Regions from separate parts of the Homo sapiens genome. Here region 2 is linked to region 1. The links are chromatin contacts, found by Hi-C or POLR2A ChIA-PET in ENCODE. All regions are on one chromosome and are shown on one strand. Each heading gives the region's core, a stretch centred on a gene start or an enhancer-like site at or near the end of the contact. The rest is flanking DNA. Distances are from core to core; before and after follow the strand shown.

What was found. A loop is a pair of places that touch in the nucleus more often than their neighbours do. ChIA-PET counts read pairs that join two places held with the same protein, here RNA polymerase II (POLR2A). Pooled maps may share reads with other maps.
Region 2: a map of CD8-positive, alpha-beta T cell shows a loop between it and region 1 (2.9-fold over the local background). The contact joins the promoter of LINC01623 here to the promoter of H2AC13 in region 1. A Hi-C loop is called at or near these places in 1 of 168 maps with a recorded cell type or tissue (CD8-positive, alpha-beta T cell), 3 of 37 single-sample maps with no recorded cell type and 12 of 50 pooled maps. POLR2A ChIA-PET finds 5 or more read pairs at or near these places in 19 of 52 experiments (A549, CD4-positive, alpha-beta memory T cell, Caco-2 and 15 more).

Annotation. Positions count from the first base shown.
Region 1 is chr6:27,805,588-27,812,117 of GRCh38, reverse strand. H2AC13 (H2A clustered histone 13) reads right to left here and starts at 3,945. Exons shown (of 1, transcript NM_003509.3): 1 at 3,451-3,945. The coding sequence starts at 3,908. The coding sequence ends at 3,516. H2BC13 (H2B clustered histone 13) reads left to right here and starts at 4,189. Exons shown (of 1, transcript NM_003519.4): 1 at 4,189-4,639. The coding sequence starts at 4,212. The coding sequence ends at 4,592. It overlaps H3C10 (H3 clustered histone 10), which reads right to left and starts at 2,067. Exons shown (of 1, transcript NM_003536.3): 1 at 1,582-2,067. The coding sequence starts at 2,044. The coding sequence ends at 1,634. It also overlaps the pseudogene H4C10P. RefSeq lists enhancers at 3,085-3,683, 3,602-3,801, 4,142-4,371, 4,622-4,721, 4,284-4,883 and 4 more.
Region 2 is chr6:28,859,727-28,866,256 of GRCh38, reverse strand. It overlaps LINC01623 (long intergenic non-protein coding RNA 1623), which reads left to right and starts at 2,580. Exons shown (of 2, transcript NR_033379.1): 1 at 2,580-2,973; 2 at 4,242-6,530. It overlaps TRA-AGC2-2 (tRNA-Ala (anticodon AGC) 2-2), which reads left to right and starts at 2,501; the gene lies at 2,501-2,572. It also overlaps the pseudogene RPL13P. RefSeq lists an enhancer at 1-388.

The DNA of each region.
Region 1 (6,530 bases), core at 2,696-5,195:
ATAGTGTATCTTCCTTTCCAGAAGAAAGCTAATTTCTGAGAGGGGAAAAACTCTATTTTGTTTTGCTTACGGTGTTGATTCCAATTAAAAGTATTAAAGCATTATTTTAATTTGTAAAATATTAATCATAAATTATTTATCTTTCTAAATTCCATATATGTGGAAATAATGAAATCATGAACCCACACACAAGAAAATGAGGATGAGCAGATTGTGAATGTTGCAGTAGTGATCTTGATATCAAATTTCCAAAAAAGTGTATTAAGAATGTAACCAATTCTAATAACTGAAGATACATAAATAGCCAACTGAAACAAGATAGAGAATTAAAACTGCTTTTTAAAACTCAGTGTAAAAATACTATGATCTTTCCACTTACATCCTTCACAGGTTAAGCTAAGGAGAGACAGAGATGATAACACACATACACAAGCCAATTTGCCAGGGAAAATCTTGAATACTTATAAGAATGCTAGAGAGCTCACAGAAGAAGTTATAGAAATCTAGCATTCTGAATACAAGAATGGATGAGGTAAGGGCTTTCCTGGCCCACAAGAAGCTGATTTGAGCATATCTACCAAGCTGATGTATTTCTTTCATTTGAGATTTTCCATGTGGGTATGTCTCCTTACTATTATATACCCATGCATTCATTCATTTATCCAACAAATACTGATCAAAAGCTCCTACGTTACTGGAGATATGCGAGTAAACAAAAGTTCCTCCTCTCATGAGCCTGTATTTTAGAACACACAAGCAATACATCAGCAAACTCTGGTACAGCATATAGTGACAAATTCTAGGGTGAAAAAAATAGGTGGGGATTATACAGATTTTATTTAGTCATACAAAGCCTCATTGAGAAAGTAACATTTAAGCAAAGACTCAAGTATTTTATCCTGTGCTCAAAAAAACTACCACAGGCTTACCTACAAGGCAGTCTTATTTTGAATACTCCTGACAGTTCAGAGTTTTAGCCACTGTCAGCAGAAGTCAGAGAAAACACTTTCTCTCCCACACGTATTTTTACATGGGGCTTCAAAGGGAATGTTCTCTGGCGGGCTTTCTCCAGAAGACTTTTAAACCTCAAACCATCTGTCATTAACTACATTTAAGTGGTTTAAGCAGGCCCAAAATCCGGCTTGAAAAAATTCAAAGAAAACTTAACACTGCTTAGGAACGGGGGGCGGGGAGAGAACGTTTCACTTTAGCCAGCATGAGCTACATTAACCTGAATTTTTCCAACTTCAGTACAACCTTAGTTTTATTTCTGGCGTGTTGGCAAGAAATATACACACACCACAGTACAGGTTAGCAGAAAATTAGAAGCACCATCCGGTCAAAACCGGGCTGCGGAGATGGGAGAGCAATACACGAAGGAACTTTTGGCTACACTCAATGCTTACGGAAAAATGCCGGACATTATTAGATGTTAAGACTCCCAAAATTAGCATTCAAAAAGGGATAGGCTGAGTCTTACGAAACAGATTGTATAACGTCTGGAAATGGGCCCTATCTACTACAGGCAAAACAAGTACCAGGAAGAATTCCTGAGAGAAACAGATCTTTTCAGCGCGCATGTGGGTGGCTCTGAAAAGAGCCTTTGGGTATGTAATCAGTGAGTCCTTGAGACTCAAGCCCTCTCGCCGCGGATACGACGTGCGAGCTGGATGTCCTTGGGCATGATAGTCACCCGCTTGGCGTGGATGGCGCACAGGTTGGTGTCCTCAAAGAGCCCCACCAGGTAGGCCTCGCATGCCTCTTGCAGCGCCATCACCGCGGAGCTCTGGAAGCGCAAGTCGGTCTTGAAGTCCTGCGCGATCTCACGCACCAGACGCTGAAAAGGCAGCTTTCTGATCAGCAGCTCGGTGGACTTCTGGTAGCGGCGAATCTCGCGGAGAGCCACTGTACCAGGCCGATAGCGATGGGGCTTCTTGACACCGCCGGTGGCCGGAGCGCTCTTCCGAGCCGCCTTGGTGGCCAGCTGCTTGCGCGGAGCCTTGCCGCCGGTGGACTTGCGAGCAGTCTGCTTCGTACGCGCCATGCCTTCAGAGCTAGATTCACTTCAGGAGAAAGAGAAAGCTAGCCGCTTATTTATAGTGAGAGTCTGAAGCTGATTGGACAAAAGTATGCTGAAGGCCTACCCAACAGTAACCGGATTGGCGAAGGACTCAAATTTTTGTTGTTCACCTATTCCTCTGACAGACTTAGCAGTTCATGGTCTCCATATTTTATTTTCTATTTTCGCTATACAGTTGTTCACTATACTAGCGATTTCCAGTGGAAATGAGAGCAATATAAGTAATTTACACTTATCTAGGAGAACATTGTAACAAAACAAGGAAAAATTAATTTTTAATATTTTGCTTAATCCAATATAGCCAACATATTTCAATGTTATCGAAATTAAAATTGTTAGGTATTTTACACTTTTTGGCACTGACTTTTCCAAATGCAATGTGTATTTTATATAAAATTCATGCTATGGAATTTCCAATGATCACTATCCACAATTGGCTAGTGGCTGCAATACTGGACAGGACAGCCTTATACACCTGTCCCCTCAATTTTCTATCTTTTGACCACTTAAATTTAAAAAACTTCTATTTTTATAACCAAGAAAAGCTGGTTCGCATGTGAGAAATTCAAGGCCAAAAAATGTCAAAGAAACAACTTTATGTGAACTTTTCACTTTTAGATTAAAGTAATTCCATTGCAGCTTATTTTTCCAATACTCTAGAAATGTAATTCATTTTCTTTTAAGAATCTATTCCATTCGTACATCCAGATCTGATTCAGATTAAAAACATCAAGTCAGATATTTTAAAAGTGGAATTTACCATGCTGAAACAAATTAAGTCATCTCTGTACTAAGAAATCAATTTGTGTGGCTGGGGGTGGGAAAGCTCGGGAAATTTTAATTTCAATGAATTTTCAGAAAATGCTTCAAAGAGAACTACCTGGCACCATAAGTAACTGTTCTAATTAGTCTAATAATTATTCTCAACTCAATCATTAATGTTCAAATGCAATTAATTATACAGATTCGAGAGATATTTCTCAGAAATGAAGAATCCAAGTCGTTGATCTAGATTTGGATTGAACGTCGAATGCCCGGTTTGTTATTTACCAAGACCCAGAAAACATCTGGCCCCAAAGCAGACATGTTTGCTTCAACAGACTAAAAGTAAAACCCGACGGTGAACCATACAGAATTCAACATACTTGGATAATGCCAGCTTAGGAAAAACTAAATTTTCTTCCACTAAGCTTAAGATGAAGGCGTGTTTAATACTTTTAATGTTATCCAGGCTTTTTATAAAGCTAACGAGATTGTCACTACCTAACCAAGACACCGAAGACTGATCTACGTAACCTTTGGAGTGGTTTAGAAGTAGGCAAAGACGAGAAATTACATTAAACATAGTGCTCAGTTCTTCCACAAAATTGTAGGTGGCTCTGAAAAGAGCCTTTGGTTCCTTTGGGATTGAGTTGCTGCAAACTAATCCAGGCTTCTACTTGCCCTTCGCCTTGTGGTGGCTCTCGGTCTTCTTGGGCAGTAGCACGGCCTGGATGTTGGGCAGGACGCCACCCTGTGCGATGGTGACTTTGCCCAGAAGCTTGTTGAGCTCCTCATCGTTGCGGATGGCCAGCTGGAGGTGACGCGGGATGATGCGAGTCTTCTTGTTGTCGCGGGCCGCGTTGCCAGCCAGCTCCAGGATCTCGGCGGTCAGGTACTCCAGCACCGCCGCCAGGTACACCGGCGCTCCAGCACCGACCCGCTCCGCATAGTTGCCTTTGCGGAGCAGGCGATGCACTCGGCCTACGGGAAACTGAAGCCCGGCCCGAGAAGAGCGGGTCTTGGCCTTGGCGCGAGCTTTGCCTCCCTGCTTGCCACGCCCAGACATGGCAAAAGGCCTATTATCTATACGGTCAAGAAAGACTGAAGTGAAACTAGAAAAACGTACATTTTATAGCCTCTACTGGGCGCGAAAAGGAAGCTGTGCGATTGGCTTACGTTTTATTTTTATTTAGACCAATAGGACTCGATTATGCAGGATACCTATTTTGATTGGGCAAAACTGGCATCTGTCGTCATCCACGGATAATTACCAATCAGCAGAGACCTTCCCACTACCTCGGCCGCATAAACTATTATATAAAAAGAGGAGACCGACTTCTTGTTTTGGTTTTGCCACTATTGTTTCATTATGCCCGAGCTGGCCAAGTCTGCTCCCGCCCCGAAGAAGGGCTCCAAGAAGGCGGTGACCAAGGCCCAGAAGAAGGATGGCAAGAAGCGCAAGCGCAGCCGCAAGGAGAGCTACTCCGTGTACGTGTACAAGGTGCTGAAGCAGGTCCACCCCGACACCGGCATCTCTTCTAAGGCCATGGGAATCATGAACTCCTTCGTCAACGACATCTTCGAGCGCATCGCAAGCGAGGCTTCCCGCCTGGCGCACTACAACAAGCGCTCGACCATCACCTCCAGGGAGATCCAGACCGCCGTGCGCCTGCTGCTTCCGGGGGAGCTGGCCAAGCACGCGGTGTCGGAGGGCACCAAGGCCGTCACCAAGTACACCAGCTCCAAGTAAATTCTCAAGCTCTTGTCCAACCCAAAGGCTCTTTTCAGAGCCACTCACTATTATCTAAAGAAGAGCTGGTTCGCTCTTCCTATCACTGGGGGGCGAGGGGTCATAAATCATTTTGATCTATCCACTAAATTAATCTAGCTCTTTGAAAGCCATTTAAGGTGAAATGTACATGAGGTACGTGCATATAGCTACCAACACCATAGAGGGTCCGACCTTTGCGCTTGAGGGCATAAACTAAGTCCTTAGCAGGGACTGCTTTGCGCTTTGCTCGTTCCGTGTAAGTCAGTCAAGCGCATCCGGGATCACGTTATCCGGAAATTCCTTGAGCATCCACGGGTTTCTAAAAAGATGAGACCAGAATGCGTTTGACACCGCCAGGCCAGGCTCCAGGTGGTGGGTCTGGTGATGTCTGGATGTTGCACAGCAACTTGCGGTGGCGCCCCCTTTACCCAATCCTTTCCCTCACTTGCGCAACCAGACATGATTTTAAGGCACGACAAAAGACCCGAGGTAAAAACCAAAAACAGCACTAGGAAAACAAGGCTGGCGTTTTTAATCTTTCCGACTAAACTGGAAACTAGAGGGGTGGGCGCGGTGGCTCATGCCTGTAATCCCAGCACTTTGGGAGGTGGAGGCGGGCGGATCCCTTGAGCCCAGGAGTTCGCAACCAGCCTGGGCAACATAGCAAAACCCCGTCTCTGCAAAAAGCACAAAAATTAGCCAGGAGTGGTGGCGCGCCCCTGTTGTCCCAGCTACTTAGGGGGCTGATGTAGGAGGATGGCTTGAGCCTGGTAGGCGGAGTTTACAGTGAGCTGAGATCGCACCACTGCACTCCAGCCTGGGTGATAAAGCCAGGCCTTGTCTCAAAAAAAAAAGTGGGAGATCAGTAAAAGTTAACACCTTGCCTTCTCCTAATTGTCAATGCCTGCTAGCAAAAGATGCCAGAGTAGATTTTTAAAAGTTTTTCTTGTTTTCACCCAAACCCAACTGTTTTTCGTATACTATTTACCATCCAATTTACTAACATTTATTAAGCATCTACTATTCACCATAGGCCAGTCATAGTATTCTGCTATAGGAATGGAAAATCCTGAATAAGCCTCCCAGACCTTAATTCTCAATCATTGCTGGTGGCCCCACAAATTGGTAGTGCTTTCATAAAGGAAAATTTGGTAATACCTGTCAAAATTTTAAAATGCACCTATCTTTACATCAGAAATTTCACCCCTAGGAATTTACTATTTTTGAAAATATGCAAAATAATATATGCAGGGGTTTCCAGCAGCACTGTTTGTAGTATAAGACTGAAGCAATTTGACTGATTAGCAATAAATTACAGTACATCATTCTATCTAGTAAAAAATAAGAAGGCTCTTTTTCATAATTATTTACTGCTTATCATGTGCCAGATAATGTCCTAAAAAGCTCTCTACATATGTTAAATCATTTAGCTTTCATAACAACTTTGTGAAAAATTACTATTTTTATACCTGTTTTACAGATCATAAAATGGGGGTTCAGAGAGCTCGAGTAAATTGCCTAAAGTGTGAAATTGTACAGTGGGAAAGTTGTCAATCAAAATGAAATCACTAATGTTAAGAAAATCCTGACACAGAGCCAAGAAAAGCCATAAAGAGAAAGTTCTCACGCTTGTATGCCTAATAACAAAAACTATCACAAAAGATGGTAAGAGCCACAACCATAAACACAGGCCATCAAAACCTTACACACACAAAAAATACTTCTACAAGACCATTTGTCCAACAACTGCCTTCCCAACCTTGGACTGGCATCGCCCTTGTTATTGTAACCCTCCTTATTTTTTTCTTTAAAAACCTTTGTCTTCCTTTACCTCCTTGAATACACATGTACTTTATAGCATATGGATTCCCATTACAATGCTTTATTCCCAAATAAATGTATTTGTCTTTAGAGAGC
Region 2 (6,530 bases), core at 1,331-3,830, 1.1 Mb before region 1:
ACACTCTGTATTTAGCTACTCTGGTGGGGACTTGGAGAACCTTTATGTCTAGCGAAGGGATTGTAAATACACCAATCGGCACTCTGTATCTAGCTCAAGGTTTGTAAACACACCAATCAGCACCCTGTGTCTAGCTCAGGGTTTGTGAATTCACTAATGGACACTCTGTATCTAGCTACTCTGGTGGGGACTTGGAGAACTTTTGTGTCTAGCTCAGGGATTGTAAACGCGCCAATGAGCACTCTGTGAAGATGGACCAATCAGCTCTCTGTAAAACAGACCAGTCAGTTCTCTGTAAAATGGACCAATCAGCAGGATGTGGGTGGGGCCAGACAAGATAATAAAAGCAGGCTGCCGGAACCAACTGCGACAACGTGTTCGGGCTTTTTCCCACGGTGCGGAAGTGATTTTTCGCTCTCTGCGATGGATCTTGATTGTTCTTTGGGTTTACACTACGTTTATGAGCTGTAATTTGTTGATGGTCTGCAGCTTATCTTTTGAAGTTAGGAAAAACATGAATTCTCGGGCAAGAACAAACAACTCCGGAGGCGCCGCCTTAGAAGATGTAACACTGACTGCCAAGGTTTGCAGTTTCACTCCTGAGCCAGTAGAAGACCAAACCACCAGAAGGAAGAAACTCTATAACACATCCGAACGTCAGAGGGAATGAACTCTGGCTACACCGCATCTAACGATTGTAACACTCATCCGGAGGACTTGTGGCTTTCTTGAAATCAGTGAGATCAAGAACCCGCCAATTCCGGACACAATGTTTTACGAATTGTGTGTTAGTAGGAGTTGCTCCTTACAACTGCTATTTCACAAACATTTATTCCTTGATATAACCTGCCACCACTAGAATTGCAGTCACTGATTCACCAAAAATAAATCAATCATGTCGTTTTTGCTGATCTTAACTTGAGGTGCAGCTCATATTTTTTTCAATATTTAGTGTTAGAAGTGTTTGGAGTCCTTATTTAGAAATTTGGTGTTTTTGTGATCAGACATTTGCCAAGAAAATTAACTCTTAAATCAATTAGTCTAGTCTATGGTAGAATTAGTTTTATTTTGCTTAAAGTAATAGTTTCCAAAAACCAACTGACAATAAGTGAGGACTTCCTATATTTTTATGCTTAGGTTTGATGAAGTGGATAGTCCCATAGCAGTATAATTGGATAAAAGGGGGTATGATCTAATGGTTATAAACTGGGGTGAACTTAGCAAAGCCTGTTTATTCAGGTTCTCTTTGGCATCTCTGTGTCTTCGTTTATTTCCTCCAAGTACATTTTCTCCCCTCTGAATTGACGGTCTTATCACCTACTTTAATTGGAAGATCAGGTAGCTTTCATGGCCCGCTTCACGGAACAAGGGCCCAGAGAAAAACGTTTCTGCTTCTGCTGTTTTCTCAAATGCCGAGGTGTCGTATTTTGGGAGTAGTGTGACCTGAACCCAGTCAAAAGACGTCCGAGTCTTTCTAATCTCTGGGTCATAGGGTCGCCTTTGGCCTATGCATTGTACGTATACAGTATGGCATTTCGCATGTCTGTCCACTTCTAGGCGCACAGTCCAACTGGCTTTGACTGGTCAGGAAGGCCAGGCCTGGATCTGGGGTTGGTACTATAGGTTAGATGTTTTCAGGTTTTGAAGGAGAAACAGGTCCCTTAAGGATGAGAGCGAATCAGAAGAAGACAGACAAAAAAGGATTTAGGATTTGTTCCAGAAGCTCATTTCTGGATTGACTGTCGTACCAAGGTTTGGCGAACGGCGGCAAGCGCTTGCCAGTTTGTCGAAGAGTGGAGAGGTCAGTTGTGCCAAGGAGTGGAGAGGTCTAAGAACTCTCCAGGAGCACGGAGGGTTTATGCAGTCATAAATCGCCTTGCTTCTGCATACTTTTTATTCCGTGGAGGATTCCGCCCGGGCGATGGCGCCATAAATGCAGGTGCGTCCTGGCTCTTTTCTCTTCCCAGTGCGCATCTCGGCGACTCTCACCACCCGAGTCTCAGAGCCCGCGAAACGTAGCGTGCCAGGTTCTCCATCCCGAGGCTGGGCGCGGGAACCTGCAGGGGCAGTAACTACGACCGGGACAAGCCGATCTGCAATTCCCCTCCTGTTTTCTCTGCCCCTTGGACTTAAATTCCCACGGCGGCGTTTAGGGCTTTCGTTTTATCTTTCTGCGTTATGCTCGCGGTTTCCTGGCAACCTTTCCAAGCAGAATCACCCCATCACAGACCTTTCTCTGGGGGGCGGCCAGGCAGGACGGCTCCCTTATAAACCCCGATAGGTGGTTGTCGAGCGGCCGTCCGAGAGGGTGACCTGCAGCGGGAGATCCCAGGCCCAGCACGGGACTTTCGATATAACATTCAGTTTTCCTTCTCTCAGCGCAGTCAGGAAACAATATCCAGTATAGCGAATTCAAAATTAAGTTCGACAAAATATGCTTCTTGGCACGACCGATAATAGTAACAGGTCATAGAAATATTTTGGCCCACGTTGAGCGTTGGGGGGTGTAGCTCAGTGGTAGAGCGCGTGCTTAGCATGCACGAGGCCCCGGGTTCAATCCCCGGCACCTCCAGCTTCATTTTTCTCCCGCCTTTTCTCCTAGATGTGCCTTGTTTGCAAAATCATGTCTATCATGTCCACGACTCGCCTCAATTTTTTTTCTTTTGTTTTTGTGGCACTTTCATTCTCTCTCAATTCTTCAAATTCACATGGAAACCAAGGAAAACAAGCTCCGTTTTGCTTTCAATATTGATGCATTTCTGCTCTAAGGCTTTGACACCACCCTGGGTGGCTGTGTCAAGAGATGAAAGACAAAATGAAAGAGGCCGCGGAAGCACAGACTGGCAGAATTCCAAAACCCGAAAAACAAGCAAGGCACCAAATTAACAAGCCCAATCACATTGGTTACATTTCCCAGTATTATCGAAGATCAAGCAAGAAAGAAAAAGACAGAAAACAAATGCGAAACCACAGGTAATTTTTTACAATTTATTTTAGATCCTTTCTTTTTTGAGCTGTTCCTTGGTCAAGGGACAGACCCAGAAAATAGGAAAACTGTCCCACGGATTTCCCCACCACTCTCTTCCCATCGCAATCTCTTTTCTTTTCCCCCATCAGGTGTCCTCTTGTTCGTCCGATTTTAGACTTTGTAAGCTTTTTGTAGGCTTTTTTTTTTTTTTTTTTTGGAGACAAGAGTCTCACTCTGTCTCCCAGGCTGGAGTGCAGAGTGCAATGGCACCATCTCGGTTCACGTGCAAGCTGTGCCTCCCAGATGCAAGTGATTCTCCTGCCTTAGCCTCCCGAGTAGCTGGAATTACAGGCATGATGCACCACCATGCCCGGCTAATTTTTTTTTTTTTAGTGGAAACGGGGGTTTCACCATGTTGGCCAGGCTGGTCTCGAACTCCTGAACTCAAGTGATCCACGATCCACCCGCCTCTGCCTCCTAAAGTGCCGGGATTCCAGGCGTGAGCCACCACGCCTGGCCTACTTTGTATGCATTTCTTTGACTCATTGTTATTGTTTCTGACTTTATTAGGGTAACTTTTATTAAAGCATAATGTAAGCTTTGGATCCAAATAGAAGTTCTTTATTGTGTTAAATAAATTGAAGCCTTCGTATCTGGCTGACTTGAAGCAGCACTTAGCTAGTTTTAAAAGATATGGAAGGCAATCAGAAAACAAAGATACATATCCCCACTCCCTTCTCTTCCCAATTCTAACCGCAGCTCACATTTTGAAGGGCCTCACACATGCATGTGTGAACATCTCAACATATTAGCGGTGGCAGTTATCTGTAAGGAGTCTGCAGCAACATTAATTCTTGCCTCCTCAGGAGAAGGAAAGAATTCGATTGAGGAGCATAATGCCGAAGGAGAGACCGAGGCAAGTCTTAGAGCAGGGGTGAAAAATTATTGAAAATATTTAGAGCACTAATGAAGGAAAGTACACTTGGAAGAGGGCCAAGCAGGCGACTTGAGAGACCAAGTGCACGGCTTGACCTCTAGACCTGGGGTCGTAAACGTTGGCATAGTTCCTAAATCTTGTGTTATTTCTCCCCACTCCTGAGATCTTATTGGGAAGTGACCGACCACCAGTTTCACGTGTTTTCTATCTGTTAAGAAACTGCCTTTCTCTGTCAGAGGAAGAATCAGTTTAAACTTTATAGATTTCTTTTAAAACGTATTTATTACAAGTCCCCAAGAGGGCTTTATTTTTGCTTTCACACATCCTGTTTTTCAGCTTCCTTGGCTCTTTTTGCCCATATGCCGAAGAGCCGAGCATTGCCGCCAAGCATTGGCACCGGCCATGCGGAGACTAGCGAAAGCTTTGCAATTCCTCTACTTCTCAGTGATGACTCGGGCTTTCTCCTTACATTCTTGATGGGCATGACCGGTCCTGTCAGCTGGGTGGCCAATTTCTGTTCTTCAGCAGAACTGTCTCCCTTCTTGGGGGCCGAGGGCTTTCTGGGGAAGAGGATGAGTTTGGAGCAATACTCATTCAGACGCTGCACATTGGCCTGCAGGGAATCGGTGGACTTGTTCTGCCTCCTCGGATCCACAGAGATGCCAGTGGTCCGGGTCACCTTCTTGTGAATGCCCGCCACCCTGAGCTCCAGGCTGAAGCCTCTGCCGGCGCGCACCTTGATGTGATAACGCACAGCAGGGCACAGCACAATGGGCCAGATGGGTCCCGACTCTCCGGGCGCGGGGCGATGCAGCGCCCTTTGGCTTGCCGGGCCTTGATTCTGCGGATCTTCTGGTTGAACCACGTGGCCACACGCTGCTGCCAGTCCTTGTGGAAGTGGGGCTTCAACATCATGCCATTCCTGCTGGGCGCCATGGCTGCCTACGGCCCTCCTACGAAGGAAACACTTTATAGATTTCTATAGCAGTGTTACATAGTAAGGTTTTATGGCGAGTTTTGTAGCATGGATCATACTACCTTAGGACTGATGGTAAAGTTTTAGTCTAAGGAAAGCTCTGAAAATTTGAAAATGTGTAACCACCCAATGAGTTCAGCTTGCCCACTGCCTAGACAGAACCATTTATCAAGACGGGCATGCAAAGCCGGCTGTGTGGGAGACCCGTTTTATTATTATTCAAATCAGTCTCCCCAAGTGGATTGCAGTTTTTAAGGATAATTTGGTGGGTAGGGGACCAGTGAGTTGGGAAAGTTGATTAGTCGGGTCGGAGATGAAATCAGAGGGAGTCGAAGCTGTCCTCTTGTGTTGGCTTAATTTCTGGATGGGGGCCACAAGACCAGATGAGCCAGTTTATCGTTATGGGTGGTGCTAGCTGATCCATAGAGTACAGGGGCTGCAAAATATCTCAAGAACTGATCTTCGGTTTTACAATAGTGATGTTATCCTGAGGAGCAATTGGGGGAGGTTTAGAATCTTGCAGCCTCCAGCTGCATGACTCCTAAACCATAATTTATAATCTTGTGGCTAATTTGTTAGTCCTGCGAAAGCAGTCTAGTCCCCAGGCAGGAAGCGGGTTTGTTTTGGAAAGGGCTGCTATTGTCTTTGTTTCAAAGCTAAACTATAAACTAAGTTCCTCCCAAAGTTAGGTCAGCCTACGACCAGGAATGAACAAGGACAGCTTGGAGGTTAGAAGCAAGATGGAATTGGTTAGGTTAGATCTCTCACTGTCTCAGTTGTAATTTTGCGATGGTGTTTTCAAATGTTGATTTAAAGAAGACCATAAATTTGTGTTGCTTTCTCAGATTTTGAGAATAAGGACAAAAAGTGTATGTTTTAATGGGAGAATCTTAAGAATTTCACTACTGAAGTGGATTTCTCTGTCCATTAACAGTGCTAAATGTTTTGTATTTCCCAGTTGGAAAAACAAAATCTGCAAGCTTTGAATGATACTTGTTATTAGGTTTTGGTAACAGCTGTTGTACTATTCCCATTTCAATGCTCAATAGCCACACGTGGCATGTCATACCTACCAGGTGGACAGCACAGATATAGAACATTTTCATCATTGTAAAAAGCCCTATTTGACAACACTAACTTAAAGTATTAATCTTTTAGAAGAGAAAGCTTCAGTCCAACCCAAATTACACAATTTTACTTTTGAAAATATTGTTGAAACAACGTTCAATTTTTTAAAATTTTGGAAAACTGAATGAAATCCATTTGTAAATGCGCAAATGGTACTGGAGGTGGAAAACTGAAGCCTTGCTATAGTTTTAGTTTTTTGGAGGGTTATGATCAACACAGAGAAGAAAAGATTCATCTACCCATAGAGCTTCTTGAGAAAAATTTTCTAACAATAATTTTGAAAATTTGTAGTGAATTTGTTCTTGCCATTATTTATGGGTGCTTTCATGTGCGAGGCACATCAAAGTTCTGGGGAATGACTTAGGCACAACCAAATGGCTATCTTGGGAAGACCAAAGTCCTTTGCTATATATGAGAGTTTTGAGATGGCGACTACCTTTCTGTATGGTAGATTCTTGTTTTTGAATATGCCCTCTGGGTTTTCAAAACAAATTGTTTTTACAATACCTATAGTAGTTATC